2 separate regions of the Mus musculus genome follow, and region 2 is linked to region 1. A link is a loop called in an ENCODE intact Hi-C map of the cell type or tissue named here. Cell type or tissue: heart. All regions are shown on one strand.

What was found. A loop is a pair of places that touch in the nucleus more often than their neighbours do. Peaks named below come from ENCODE experiments on the same cell type or tissue, not always from the same donor. Only the 100,000 strongest peaks of a DNase experiment are listed, where the experiment ranks them.
Region 2: it touches region 1 in a loop (2.6-fold over the local background); 4 of 42 quality-filtered maps call a loop at or near these places.

The regions. Positions count from the first base shown.
Region 1 is chr15:58,319,372-58,327,371 of GRCm38, forward strand. Klhl38 (kelch-like 38) reads right to left here and starts at 4,798. Exons shown (of 4, transcript NM_177755.3): 1 at 4,588-4,798; 2 at 2,611-3,961. The coding sequence starts at 3,960. In heart, a CTCF peak has its summit at 6,639; DNase peaks (open chromatin) are centred at 4,960 and 6,140; H3K4me3 peaks cover 3,212 bases; H3K27ac peaks cover 5,769 bases.
Region 2 is chr15:58,190,042-58,198,041 of GRCm38, forward strand. Fbxo32 (F-box protein 32) reads right to left here. Exons shown (of 9, transcript NM_026346.3): 5 at 2,230-2,323; 6 at 1,244-1,428. Among named protein-coding and RNA genes, the nearest start is that of Fbxo32, 21 kb to the right of the region's middle. In heart, no CTCF peak of the experiment used is centred here; DNase peaks (open chromatin) are centred at 2,830 and 4,290; H3K27ac peaks cover 5,414 bases.

The DNA of each region.
Region 1 (8,000 bases):
GGGACTGAGAATGGCACTGCTGGAGAGTGAGGCTCTTTCTAGATGGTCAGTGGGAGTGTGGGCTGCAAGAAAGATGGGAGGGGAAGTAATCTCCAGGGGCTCTGATAGTGTGTAAGCCATTGTCATTCTTTGCCTGGACTTCTGGGAGAAACTCCTGGCTCTTCTCCAGTCCCTCTTCTCCAAGCATAGAGGGAGCTAAAAATGCAAATCTGATTGGTTCCCCACCACACACCGAGAACCGCTTCGATGCTCTCTCTGCCCATACTGTCAGGTCACCACCTCAGCTTCTTGACAAGACTGACAAAGTCCAGCTGTAACAGCTTCACCTCCACCAGCCCTTCTGGAATGTTCCAGAATCTTGATGGGAGGGGCTTGGAGACAGCATCTGGGTGGAGGAGGTTGCTGGGGATGATGAAGATTACACAAGGGCTAGCACCTGTTCTTCTCAGCGACTGTCCAGCATACAGCCTTCCTCCTCCTTGCTCTGCATGGCAACTGTGTGCCATGCTCTTAGCTCTCCAGGCAGTGGGCTGGGTCTCCCTTCTTCCTTCCTTCCTTCCTTCCTTCCTTCCTTCCTTCCTTCCTTCCTTCCTTCCTTCCTTCCTTCCTTTCTTTCTTTCTTTCTTTCTTTCTTTCTTTCTTTCTTTCTTTCTTTCTTTCTTTCTTTCTTTCTTTCTGGGCTTTTATACAAAGGACCTTTATCCAGGATCACTCCCTCCCTCTGCAGATAAGCCTGACTTCTGCTGTTAGAAGCTCTTTGCTCCCAGTCTGAACCTCTCTTCAATGCATCTCAGCATCTACTTGGACTCCCCCCACCTCCCACCCCTCCTCATCTTTCATCTTTCTTATCTGTCAGCTCTCCTCCTCTGCTTCATTGCTCAAATCAGCTTAAGCCAAACACAGAGTTCTCTTCAAAGTCCTCTGGACCCTCGTACTCTGTGCCATTCCCTCAGGTCCCTCCCACTCAGGATACTGCCCCAGCTCTCAGAGCACGTGTCTTCAAATTCTGAATCGGAACTGGTTTGCAAAGTCCTTGAAGGTTAAATGTAATTTTCTGTTTCCTCCCAGGTCTCCAGAGCCTTTTCAGTGGGCAACATTCAATATGACGCACATGGATGAACAGACCCTTGGGGTCCTCTGTATGGGAAAGAGAAGCTCACCATTTTGGAACAATTGTTAGAAGCTTGCATGAAGCTGGACAACACTTGATCTTCTGATGGGAGCCTTTATCAAACACTTCTCAGCGATTGTCTAAGTGAAGTGAATTTCTCCTGTCACTTAAGTTCCCATGCCCAGACATGCTTTGAGCCTCCTGGAGACTTTTGTAAACACAGATGCCAGATCCCGGGCTAAGAGACTTGGATTCAGCAGACCCGAGGTCAGGTTCCAGGGGATTTGTTGGTTGAGGGTGGAGTAGCTTTGGAGTCTTTTTGTGAAGGCTTACTGATATGGGTTAGGGGAAACAGTCACATCCAAAAGGACTTTGCTTAATTTGTTTCAGCCTGATCTTCTAGGTAATTTTTCCTTCAAGTGAAAACAAGCTGTATGTGGATGGGGGTGCACTCGTCTCACAATAAGAATTCCTAAAATTACAACACTGAAAAGTTCCTTTTCTTCATTCTCTGCAAAAGGTAAATGTGTGCATGTATGTGTGCATTCTGGATGTGTGCCTGTGTGAGTATGTGTATACACACACATATGTATTTGTTCTTATATGTGCACATATTTCTACATATGTATGTATTTATGTGCACACATGTTCATATATGTGCACAAATGGGCATATATATGCTCATATGTATAAATGTGTATGTTCCATTTTGTGTCTGCATTCACAGAGGTGTATATATGCACATGTGCATGTCATGATAAAAATAATTATATGGATGTACACACAAATGCCTACATGTAAACATACATGTGTGTAAAGATATGTTTATGTATATAAGTATACAAGAATGCATGTATACACATACATATTTATGACATCTGGGCATATATATGCAGTTATATAAATGCATATGAATTCATGTACACATAAGTATATACATACATAATGCAGGCATATATATATATACACAATATGTATGCACATGCATACCCATGAATATGTACATGCATATGTATGTGTGCATGTTTGTCATTATGTCTGCATGTATGTATATGTCTGCATATGTATGCCATTATATATTTATAAATACATATATGAGTATGTCATGTAATTGTTGTGTGCATGTGTGTGTATGTATGTATATTTATGCTATTTGCTATATATATGTTCAAGTGAATGAATATACACATGACTGAATTCATGCACACATATATATGCTTGTATGTATATACTATATATATGTATATATGCATGTGAGTGAGTATATCTGTATATAATTCTATATGTGCATATATGTATATGTGTGCATGTTCATGTTGTTATATATATGGATGTGAATGCTTGTTCACACGACTAAAGACACACATGTATATGTGTGCATATATATATATATATGCCATTATATTAGGCATGTTTATTTATATATGTATTATATACATCTGTGCATGTGTGTGCAAACACACTTGGTGCTAACATGATGAAAAGGACTTACAGATTACCTGGATAAGGCGTACAGGGTTCTGCATGATGTCCTCACCCCCAAAAAGATAGAGTCTTTGGTCCTTCACTGCTACGGCAGGGTGGAGCACAGCCACTGGCATGCCAGCCATGCTCTCCCAGACGTCACGGATGCTGTCATACCTCTCCATGGAGGCCAGAAGCTCCTGCCCTTCTCCAGTACCCCCAATGGAGAAGATGAAGTTCCTGTGGGTGGTGCTTCTGTGGGAGTAGCGGGCTGCCAGCATGGGCTCCCCCACCCTCCACTGGTTGAGTTTCAGAGAAAAGATATACACACCACAGCTAATGAGACTCTTTCCCTCACTGACAGTCATGCCCCCGAGCACATAGACGCTCCGGTGCAAGGTGACAGCTGAGGCCTTGTACAACCGTATGGGAAGCTTGGCTAGGCTCTGCCACTGGCCAGTCTGTCCACTGTAGAGCAAGACATCCCTGGTGGTCTGCTGGTTGTCCTTCCGTCCCCCAAGGAGGAGGAGGAAGTCTTGGTAGGAGCTCCTTGGGGGCATGCGCCATAGGAGTTTACAATCCTGGGCACTGGGACCATACAAAGAGAAGATCTGTTTCCTGGCCATCTCCAGGATGGCCTGGCAAGCAGGCGAGGACTGGAGGAGGGCGTCATTGGCAATGAAGTGATGGAAGAAGGCTGGGTGGATGTACTGCAGGCGGACCTGCTGCAGCAGTTCCTGCATGTGCCTCCACCGGGCTTGAAGGTCATGCTTCACCCAAGCCATGAGGGCCTCGAACACCTTTTCCTCCTCACCACAGAGCCTGTCATCTCCCAGGTAGTCCCTCAGCTCCATGGCGCAGAGCTCCTTCAGGTCAGCTGATGCTGCCACCTCTGGGAAGTAAGTCAGGGCCACCTCCTTCGCTTTCTTCTTAAGGCTGTCACAGCTTAAGATTTCTGCGAGTCTGACTAGGCCCAGGCAATTGCTGGGGGCCAGCTGGCTCTGGAGGTATGAGGAGCAGGCCTCAAACACCCGGGGATACTGCAGCATGGCAGCAGCCTCCATCAGTGGGAGGACGTTGGCAGCTGAGATATGAACCTCTCCCGTATACACATACGTAATGACCTGCTCCAGAGTTGTGGAACTGATGCCTTTCATCTGCACTTTGGCCTCTCTGCTCTCCCGGAAGTGGCTGCAGAACATGGCCTTGAAGTAGGGGCTGCTGGAGGCCAGCACACTGCGGTGACAAGGGACCTCCCAGGCCCCGGAGCAGATGCTCACATCAGTCAGGATCTTGCTTTGTCTTAAGCCATTGAGCTGTCTTAACAAGTCAGAGGAGAAGCTGTGGTCTTTGAAGACAACCCCATCTGGTAACTCCTCATCCATCCTACAAAGAAGAAGGGATGCTTCAGACGGAAGCAAAATCAAGGCTTTCTCACAGAGTACACTGGAAGGGTTAGCTGTGGGGGCTCCAAGTCTCATTTATCTATTTACCACTATCTATTTACCAAGACAGTGGAATCACGAACAGTAGACCACATTGTACATCCAAGAGGAAACCACCCTCACCCTAGACCACAGAGTGATCTACTTCAGGCTGTTATTATCTTCAGAGATAAAAGACACACAGCATCTCCAGCTATGCACAGGCATCTTCCAACCAAAGTGAATAGTCAGGGACTCACATATTAGCCTGACACGAGAATAGTCCATGCCTTTGATAAGAAAGGTACACTTTTGTCCAGATTCTCATCAGATTTGCCAGGTAATTCATCTAGGAATCTTTCTGAGGGTTAGTTGCTCACCAAGGCTAGAATTCGAGGGTGTGGTCATCTGGTCACAGAAGTGATGGGGTCACAGTGGGCTGCTGCAAGATCTAGATAGAAGACTCTGGGCTCTTTGGTTTTTATTTTAAAGATGCAATTAATAGAGAACAAAGACCAAACACTTCTGTGGTTTATTGGTGACACTGGCTGTCTGCCTGCTGAGAAATGACATATGAGGGACACTTACCTTGTTTTGCTGCAGTGACATCCACTGATGCTGGGTCTGTCTTGTCCTCTCAAGATTTCTACCTTAGGCTCGGAATAAAACCATAAAGCCCGGGCCTTTCCGTTGGCAAGTTCTCTGTCCTCGGAGAGTTCTGGGTTTGTTTATGCTGCAGGCACTTTCACAGTTTCTAGAGCTCTGTACAAGGGCTGCCGGGCAGGCAGACAGTGTATACATTCCAAGGCTAAGAATAGCCGCATATGTACTTTCCAATGTTATGACATGTGACTTTCCAGTTGCCTTTTGCAGCCACCCGAGGGCCTGCAGGGCTGCGCATGCCCACATGCCTTGTTTCCTTGGCGAGTGTTTACATCGGTATAAATAGAAAGAGAGGAACGCGTTCTCTGAACAAGGCTTTGCTGCCCATTTGGACACATCCCGAGCCCCTTGTCCTAAGAGTGCCTGGGAACTCTAGATGTCTGTAAACAGGTTGCTGTGACCTGTGCAGAATCATTGAAGGCAGCTCTGGGTCACAGTCGAGGTAGCAGGTGCTCATGGGAGGGGCAGAGAGTGGACAGAGCCCTGGGTGCTCTTCAGGGGACATCCATGTAGCACCTCCTGCCTGAGAGGACTTCTGTGAGGGCTCCAGTTTCCCTTTTAGGCTATCAAGGCAAAGGAGCCCAGAGGAAAGGCTCTTTTTGCTTGTTTTTTGCTTGCTTGCTTGCTTGCTTGCTTGCTTGCTTGCTTGCTTGCTTGCTTCTTAAATATTTTTAGTAATCTGTATAGTCTTGTGAAAGTCCTGACTCTAATCAGGCATTCTGTCCCCATGTCTGTCTGTCTGTCTCCCCCCCTCCCTCCCTCCCTCCCTCCCTCCTTCCCTTCCTCCCTCCCTTCCTTTCTCGCTCCCTATTTGTGTATTCTGACTTATAACAACTGTTGAGTCTGCCACCTGCCCCTTCTGGATACCTGCTAACTGCTCTTCAGCTGGGCTCTCTTACACTCAGCCTTCCTTTTCTGTCTCCTCTCACCAGACAGAAGTGAGTTAGATGCAAGGGGCAAGGCACAGTGATCCAGGTGGAAAAAGAGCAGTGGAGAATGGGATGAGGAGAAAGGAGGAGGAGGAAGAAGAGAGGATCAGAAGGGGTAGAGGAGAGTGAAGAGGAGGGAAGGATGGAGAAAGAAGGAAGGGAAAGAGAAAGCAAGAGGGAGGGAGGGAAGAGGAAGAGAAGATAAGAAAAATAAAATGGAGAGGAAAGAAAGACTGAAGAAGGAGGGAGAAGGAGGAAGAGAAGGCAAGGTGGAGGGAGACAGAGAGGGATGGAAGGAAGAAGCTGAGGAGAAAGGAGGGGAGGGAGGAAGGAGGAGAGGGAGGGAGAAAGAATGAGGAGGAAGAGGAGGAAGAAAAGGTACTATAGAGGGAAAGAGGGTGGAAAGAAGAGGAGGAGCAGGAGGACCTGAAGAAAGAAGAGAAGGGAAATACTGGTGGGGGTGAAGAAGGCAATGGCAGAGGCGGTCAGGTCCACAGTAATGAGCGTTGGATCACCAGAAGGGCTGGGGGCGGGACAAGCATGTGTCACTCATCTGGGCACTGCTGTCCATGATTGCTCTAGTCACGAGTGAGCCACATAAAGGCCTGGCTTCCTCTTCCCACATTGCTCAGACTTTTGTGACAGTCCTTGTTTCTAGTTTCTCCACTGTTACTACCTCCACCTTGTTGGCACAGAGTAACCTCTGGGAAGACAAGTCAGGACTTGCCAGGCTCCATGTCACACCTCTGCTGGCTCCCGTGTCAAGAGCGCTTCTTAGGAGGAGGCTGGTTGGTCTCCTGACTCTTCCCAGAAACACACCTCCCACTTGCATATTTTTATACTTGCTTCATCAGACAGCTTATAAGTCCATGCACATATATGTGTTAGTATCTCCACTGGGGAGTTAGGACTGACTTGGCTTCTAAGATACTTGAGGCAGGGTGGAAGGAGTATTCTCATTCATGGTGATAGGTCATACCCCCAAAGAATTCAGCAGCTCATAGACAAAATGGATACCCAAAGCATGACATTAGGTTCAGGAGTCTAGAGGCAGAAGTAGGTGGCAGCAGAGAGCCTGTGACAAAGGGATCAGGGATGCTGGCCATTCCTGGGCTTCTGTGGCATGCTGATGACACGGGTGAGCAGTTACATCTCTGAAAGGGGCCCGATGACCCTTCGTTCTGTACTCTGTGCTTTTATGTGCATCTTCCCTTGGTCCATCTTCTGTTGCACCGTCCTCACTCATCCTTCCACATGTGGTCCATGTGCCAGCTTCTCTGAAAGTCTTCTCTGCTCTTTCTCACCTCTGCCCTGCTCCCACAACCTCTGCACCTTGGGACAGAGGCTGTGCCTCAGACCTTATACATGTCTGCTGGCCCACTGTGCCTCTCCTGTCAGTGTGGAGTCTCTGAATCCAGAAGGCTTGATCTCTTGCCGTCTTCCCAGAGTCCAGTGCAGGGTGTAACATCTAGTGGGTGGGTTATGTTAAGTTCCTGATCTGAGGAGAACAGAAGCATAATGGAGAACGGAGAAGATGGGAGCCTCATGGGGGTCTGACTAAGGCAACTCTTATGAAGGACAACATTTATTTGGGGCTGGCTTACAGGTTCAGAGGCTCAGTCCATTATCATCAAGGTGGCAGCATGGCAGTGCCTAGGAGGGCATGATGCAGGCAGAGCTGAGAGTTCTATATCTTGTTCCAATAGCAAACAGAAGACTGGCATCCAGGCTGCTAGGAGGAAACTCTCAAAGCCTACCCCCATAGTGACACCACTTCTTCCAACAAGGCCATATATCTTCCAACAAGGCCACACTTCTAGATAGTGCCACTCCCTGGGTCAAGCATATTCAAACCACCACAGGGTCTCATCTTCTTTGTAGAAGTACCAGGGTTACCACTTGCAGTGTGTGTAGATGGCAATGTGAGCCCTCACTTGAATCAAAAAAAATGTTAATAATATAATGAGCTGAAAAATCAAATAATTGCTTTGGATAATAGAGTGAAAGATGAGTGTGGGCTGAGGACACAGCTTTGGTCTTTGGGAGCTAGGAACAAAGGAAAAACAACTTTTTTGGGGAGTTTGAATGCCTCCTCTATCACGGTTCTTCCAGCCGGTGAGCAAGCCAAGGATATTCTGAGGTCAAAGGGCAGAGTGAATTAGTTTAGCACTGGCCCCTGGAAGGCTGCTTGGATTTCTCCTTCACCTTCTACCTAGTTAGGCCTTCCAGAACCAGGCCTATCAAGAGTTTGGATGAGCCTGATCATGGATAAGTGTCTGACCAGCTTCAGTCAGTCTTTTAGTTTCTAACCCTTAGAAAAAAGCAAGTTCTATTCTTTTGGTTTGGCCAAATAGAATTTAGGAAAAGACAGAGTTTAGCTGCTTAACATATAGCAAACACACACACACA
Region 2 (8,000 bases), 130 kb before region 1:
TTTTAAATGTACATTGTTAAGCTATGTCTATAGTCTGGAGAGAGACTGGAATAAATTATTAAATTATACTGCTCATAATACATGATTAATTTTCTTAATATAACAGTGGGGTTAATTTTCTTAAAAACAGTATAACAGTGGGGATAATTTCTGAAAGGTGACCTACATTTGGGCTCTGCTCTTTGCATGCATGTGTCTGCAGGCACGTGCATGTGTGTGCCTGTACGTGGGGATGTGGGTGTGCACAAGTGTGGGTTTGTAGCCTAAGTGACTCTTTGGAAGCCACGTAGAGGTTTCTATTATTCCCTGTGTTTCAGACTTTAAGAAACTAAGATCCAGAAAAAAAAATCATTAGTTGTACATAGGGGATGCTTTTTTGGAACTATCACATGGCAAGGTAATTATTTACAAGAGGTCGTGGGGTTTTCTGCATGTCACCTTCACCTGACACATGGTACAGTTCCAAACTGTATGGGTCCCGGAAACCACTTAACCAGCTCAGCGTGTGTGATTAGATAAGTCAGCAAAGTGTTCCGTGAGGTCCTGAGTGTGCCTGTCCATCGGGGAGGCTGAGATTACACCAGCAGCAGTCACAGGTTTGTGTGTCTCAGCCTTCCCTCTCACCATAAAGACAATGGGAACCAACAACGAGTATTTAATTTGGAAAGCCAAAACAAACATCTGATGTATGTAGCCATATGCCTATAGTCTACAGGCTCTGAGTGAATCTTGATCAGTATTTTCTTACATGTACGTCCAGGCTTGATTCAAAGACATCCCTTGTCCTCACTACCAATACATGGAACTAAAATTTTAAAAGGCTGGCAGTACCAGTTCTCCAAGCCTGTCTTCTGGGTATGATTGCATTGACGGCAGCATCCCCCCAATACACAAAAAGCTCATTCTTTTTGAGGAGATGAGAGCTCACCCAAGCCACACTGAAGACTTCAGCAGGATGGCCAGCACCCTGCCCCCAACAGTGTTCTGCATGATGCTCCCAGTTGGCTGTTAGGCTTCACGTTTCCTCTACCTTCTTCTGCCAAGTTCTTCTTCCCACTCCCCTCTATCAGGATGCCCCTCATAGCACCCTCCAAGATGAGGCATCAAATCAGAAGCAATTAGCTCCTGCATCACCAGAGTAGACTATGTTGCCTTGGACTTTCTACTCAGTGTCTAAGTGGAGGAAACCACTGCACGGTGGGTGGGGGGTGGCAGGTGGCAGGTGGCGGGCGCTTGCACTTACCCTGCTGATCTGGATGCTATTCAGCTGCTGCTGCCAGTGTAGAATGGTCTCCATCCGATACACCCACATGTTAATGTTGCCCACCAGCACAGACTTGCCGACTCTCTGCACCAGTGTGCATAAGGATGTGTAGAGAGTCTGGAGAAGTTCCCGTATAAGTCTTATGTTTTGCTGGTCTTCAAGAACTTGGGTGGGGGGAAAAAGAAAATCAAAGTTAAGTTATTGAAGCCAGGCATGTTACAAGTGGGCTTTTCTTCTTCGTTGTGGGCTCCTGTTACTGGGCACTGCCTGTGTCTTTCTTTCTCACCAGTGTTAATTCTATCCTCGGCTAGTGGGTAGAGTTTCTGCCATCTGGGTCCCTCTTTGTTCCCTTCTCCCGGGTTTCTAAAGAACTCTTTTCTGTTTCTATTGCTCCACCAGTGCCAAGTGTCCACCTGATCAGAAAGTGGTGGGGGTTTTTTTGTTCAGCAGATAGCATCTTTTTAGATGAGTAGAAGACTGCATTTTGGGGGTTCAGATGGTTGGGTTTTAACCTTGTCTGTCACTTCTCTAGACAATCATTTCTCATGTGCCTCAGTTCCCCTATGTCTGAAATGACTCAGCTGACCCAGAGGTCTTAAGGTCCCCTCCAGTTCAAACAGTCTATGCCTGGATTCTGCTTTGCACACAGCTCCATTTCCTGGGGCTATAGAAACTCCACCATGAAGGGCAGGGTTTGTGTCCTCATTGAGAAGCCAGTCAAACTTGAAGCAGGGAAAACATATGACCCTAAAGAAATGACAAGGGGCAGTGTGCTTGGTCTTTGCCAAGGGCATGGATGGCACATCTTTTCTGAGCTGGAAGCAGGTACTCCTGACTTCAGCCGCCATGACTCACTTCTCTAGGCTTATACTCCTTTAAACCTAGTGACATGCTACGTGATGAGACAACCCACCTGCCTATTCCCACACCTAGGAAAAGGGCTGAGGTGTGTGTGGGGTGCTCACCTTTCAGTACCACTTTTTCCAAAATGTTCATGAAGTTCTTTTGGGCGATGCCACTCAGGGATGTGAGCTGTGACTTTGCTATCAGCTCCAACAGCTGTGGATAAAAATAGAAGTTGCCAGGCTTAGACTACAGAGATTTCTTTTTTTTTTTTAAACCTAATCTTCACTTTTGAGTCACATGACATGCAGATACAGACAGATGGGGGTGGGGAGGAGAAAGAGAGAGAGAGAGAGAGAGAGAGAGAAAGAGAGAGAGAGAGAGAGAGAGAGAGAGAGAGAGAGAGAGAGAGAGAGAGGCCACTAGGCAATAAAAGGCAGATGCTCAGAGAGGCAATAAAAGGCAGATGCTCAGAGTGAAAGACAAATGGGGGTAATTCAAAACCAGGAGTCAGGCTGAATATTTAATTGCTTTCCTTTTTTTCTTCTATATATAAAGGGTTTGGGCTTCAGCCAGGGCTGATCCATTGTATTTGGCCCACTTCAGAAAGGAGAGCTGACACTATTCCAAAGGGAACAGAACCTCTCATGACCTGTGAACACCAGAGCTCTGCATAATCACCCCAAGGGGATCTGTTCTTGTCCTGACCTGAACCTCTGTCCACTGGCACCGACTGCTCTCAGGACACATTCGGGTTCATGTTTGGTGACCATGTGCATGTCCCAAGGAAGGGATGAGTCTTTTTTAGACAGTACCTGCTTCTCATGTTCAAGAAACTTGCCTGATTAGTAGACTCCTTTGCTGCAGGTACCTTTTTTTTTTAATAGAAAGATGCTAAGGAAGAGAAACAGGGTGTATAGTGAGTCTACCTCTCTCTCCTCAGAGGCTCAAAGGAGAATCCTAGTATCTGTCAGCTTTGATACAATTCTTTTGAAAGCTTTATGTGTGTCAGTATACCACGTTTGTGCCTTGTGCTAATGGAGGCCAAAAGAGGACATTGGATCCCCTGGAACTGGAGTTACAGACAGTTGTGAGCCACCGTATGGATGTCAGAACTAAGCCTGGGTCCTCTAGAAGCAGCAAGTACTCTTACTGGCTAAGTTATCTCAACCAGCCCATGCAATAGAGTCTTGATTTGATAAATTCTTAGCTCTGTGATTAAGGGCATGCCACTAAATGCATTTTGCTATCTGGGTTCTTCATTTCTATGAATAATATTCAGGGTCTTTGAGGTGGTGAGCTTTCAATGAAAGAGTATGCACAGAACCCCTACCCAAGGGCCTGGTGTTAATTAGATGCCAGGTAAGTTTGGTTTGTTTGACAAGGGCCTATGCTAATTTCTACTACTTCCATTATTGCCAAACAAAAAGAAAAGAAATTATAATACCGTATTGGTATTATGTATATACTATATTGGATACTGGAATCAAGGCAGAAGAGGGAAGAAACAGAACAATCTAAAACTCTGCACTACAAAACCACAACTGAATGGGAACATAAGAACTGAACACAAAAGCCGGATTTCAGGGGATTCGCTTTGGACCCATGCCCTACATCAGCGGTTCTCAACCCATGGGTGATGACCCTGTGGCAACCCTCTATCTCCAAAAATGTTTACATTACAATTCATAACAGTAACAAAATTACAGTTAGGAAGTAGCAACGAAAATAATTCTATGGGTTGAGGGTCACCACAAGATGAGGAATTGTATTAAAGGTTTGCAGCATTATGAGGGTGGAGAACCATGGCCCTAGGTGGTTTAGAGCACCTCCGTGTCCCAGGCCCTTATTTAAAACATTTGTCCTTATTGAGCCCTTTGGGCCCTTGTCAAACACAGACAGACCTAGTTCCTGGAACATAATTTTACTTTAAATTGGAAACAAAAAGTTCTAAGCCTTGAATGCCCTCATGCTAGATGTGGTATCTTTTACATGGGCATGGGGTGGTGTGTCCTCCTGACTTGGAGGACGAGGAGGAGGAGGAGGAGGAGACACTGCTGTATTGTGCTTAGTGCTGGAGACCTAAACTTAGAAGTCAGGAGCTGACAAGAGTGATGCTGACAGGGTAGACATCAAAACACGCCCGGGGATGTGGGGTGGGTGGGGTGGGGGAGGCTCTGTCCATGCATAGTGACCGCAGGGCTCTGTGCCCGCCTAGTTCAGTTCTGCCACCAATCAGCACATGACAGTGGAAAAAGAACACGAACCTTTCATTTTCTCCCTGAGCAACAGCAGCAGGCTCTAGAAGGCCAGGCCAATGGTTTATTAATGCCCAGAGCCTCACATGACTAGCATAAAGCGAGATGAAAGAAAACAAAAGCCTGGCAGTCTGGAGCCTACTCCTGCAGGGCAGGCGGCTGAGCACCATGACTCATCCTTGGGTAGGAGCTGAGGCAGGGGCCAGCCTTCGATCAGCCAGAAATGCATCTAAAACGTGGGTGCCATGTGACCACTGCTCCCCAGAGTGTCAGTCTTAATCCCATCTCAAAGGGCACCCATCACAAGGGAAAAAAAAAAAAAGATAAAAAGCCTCTGCAACAGGCCCTGACTGTGCATCAAAGAAAGCTCTGCGGGCTCTGTTTAGGAGCAGCAAAGAGCTCTTTGGGCTGAACTTATTATCTTCGTTACCTGAGGAGGGAGAGGGATAGAGCAGCACACTGGCAAGTGACAGGAGGGTGACATGTAATCTCATCTCTGTTTCACCCTATCTTCAGGGAAAGTCCCCGCTTTCATTGCTAGGCAGCTGTGGGGCCCTGGAACAGGAGAATCGGATTCTCTGTCTGGGTGACCTTTACAACCGTCATTCATTTAGCAAGAATCTCTGTGTCCACTCTGTTGTAGCACTGAGACAGATGACAGGGAAGGGCAGAGCGCGCGATCCCCAGACTCATGGAGTTTACTGTCTAGTCATCTAGCTTGTTGTGGGGTTTCTAAATGTCAATAAAAAGGCTACCTACAGGAAATACAAACCAAACCAGCGACAACAAAAGACTACCTCTAGGACTGTAATGAGAATCAAGTGAGATATTGAGAAAACCAAAACTTACTGTTGCAAACATAAAGTGTTATGATCACTATTAAAATTACTCTTCTCCCCGGTGCCAGTCTCTTAAAGAAGTTTAAGGTTGACAGCTGGAGTAGGCAAACTTTCTACAGGGCCAAATAGGAACTGGGTTTTTGATTTTTTTTTTTTTTTTTTGTTTTGAGGCAGGGTTTCTCTGTGTAATAGCCCTGGATGTCCTGGAACTCACACTGTAGACCAGGCTGGCTCAAACTCAAAGAGATCCCCTTGCTTCTGCCTCCCCTGGGGCTAGGGTTAAAGGAATGCACCACCATACCTGGCCCCCAAGTAGTAACTGCTTCAAGGTTTGTGGGTCATACAGTCTTTACACTGAAAATGACCTGCTGTTGTAGCACAAAAGCAACCCTAGACAATATGAAAATCAATGTGTACACTTGTGTGTAACAATAAAACTTTATTTATAAAAATAAATGCAGGGCCAGATGTGGTCCTGGGGTCCCTTGCAATATATATCATAGAGAGTATAAGTGAAGGTCCCAGAGTCAAACTACTGGCTTCAGTTTTTCCTATCTATAAATTTTGTATAATGATACCACTTCCTTAAGAATTGTTGTGAAGATCAAATAGATCATCAAGCCCTCACAAAGTGCCAGGTACCAAGAACATACTTAGCGTTATCACAGTGTTTTATCATAATACAGAAAAGACAGCTAGGTAAAATTATTGCCAGGCAGAACATAGGGAAGTACTAAGGTAAAATATAGCTTGTTTAAAGACTATATTTCAACTGTATGTGTTGTCAACTGGATGCACTCAGACTTTAACATTCCTCTGACATCGCTATTATATTTGTGGTGCATTTAGTAGCTCTCTGTTGATACACGTCATGACTTGCAGAGATGCTTCAACCATGAAGCCGTATTTTGCTAAAAACGATGGATATTTACTGTGTGCAGAGATGGTGCCACACAGTTCATCTGTCTGGTCTCAATTTTCAATGGACAAAGAGGTTAAGTTTCCCATTTGACAAATGAAGACACTAAGGCTCAGAGCAGTTAAGCTGCAGCAGGAAATCAGTGAGTTAAGACTCAAGTTCAGATATGTCTAACTGAGAATACGTATTTGGAGGATCAATAATTTGCCACATAGGGCCAACTTTTATTCTAACAATTGCAGCAACGTCATGACTTATTATCATCTGCAAAGAATCTGGAAATCTTATATCAACAGTGTGCTATGACTGGTGACCAGCTTCCACGCTGAGGCGAAATAATGTCCAGAACAATATTATGAACATATTTAGGAAGAGGCAATGGTTTTGGGTTACCTAAGGAGTCTACCTCTTACTCCAATACAACTCTACTGCTAAGAACCAGCAGATAATGTCATGTGATATTAACGATGAAGGGCTGAATCTGTCTACCATTTCTGTTGCTAAGAGAGCTGTTTGCCCCAGAGAGTGGATTTGTATCCAGTAATTTGTTTACCAAGAGGACTGAGCCAACTACATCCTTTGCCCTTAGCCACAAGGAAAGGAGTAGAGGAAAATGTCTTGTTTGGAAGTAGCTGTTTGCTGCTGGGCAAATTTTAGCTCAGGTGCCAGTAATTTGTGGCTGTGCTGAAGGAGAGGCAGAGGTGTAGGGGAACAGGGAGTCATGCTCGAGGCTGCCCCTGGGGGCCATGGTGTCATTGTGAGTGGGCAGTGTGGGGATCTGCCATTGCGTGCAGGGTGTCACTGTGCAATGAAGGCATGAAGCTTTTCTACTGGAGGGAGGAGGTGGTGGCGACATGTCCAAACCACATCCTGCCCTTCAGCCCCGGCTCATGCTGGTTTTGGAGATGATGGATTTGGAGAAAAGTCTAGTTGCACGCTGTTACCCCAACAGCGAGCGAAACTATGTAGCAAATCTCGGGCATATCACGCAGAGTTTGGTGTGATGTTTGGAGAGTCACTCGGCAAAAGCAATTTCCCTCCTATCATTCTTTACTGAAAAACAGGTTTCCTCTGCAATTCATCTGTATAGCACTTACATTTATTAACACACACACACACACACACACACACACACACACACACACACACACACACATCATATGGGAGTAGACATGAAAGAATACCATGCGAGAGTTGGTTTGGTTCATTTTTACCTATATGTCGGCTCCCGAACTGGATTCATCAGGCTTGGTGACAAGTGCCTTACCAGCTGAACCATCTTGCTAGCCTAGCACTCATGTTTTAAACAATATGTCACTTCCCTACTCAAAATCCTCAGATGCCTTTCCTCTGCATGTGGGAAAATCCCCAGGTTCCTTTTCACCACTGACAAGGTCCCCCTGGACCTACGTCCTGCCCTTCTCCAGCCTTTTTGTACAGTGGCCCCTGAGTTCATTCTGTCCCTGCTGTACAGCCCACCTGCATTCCTTGGTCAGGTGAAGTTCCTTCCCAGTGGTGGGGTTTGTCTCTTGCATATCTTTACATGCTTGGCTCTATCTCATCCCCCAGGTCTTAGTTCAAATGATGCCCAGATGCAGCTCAGAGAAATCACCCCAAACAACTTACATGAAAAGCAACCCTCCTCACCCTTCACTGTTGCTTAATGCACAGCTTCCATGACCTTCACATAATTGCTGCTTGTCCAATCAGAAGCTCTCCCTCAAAACCCAGGGACCCAGGTTTACTATTTCACCCCTGCCTACTTCATGCCTGTCACTCCACATGTACTTGGATTAATACACACACACACACACACACACACACACACACACACACACACACACACATTTGTCTTTGAGAGTCAAAGAGTATTATTT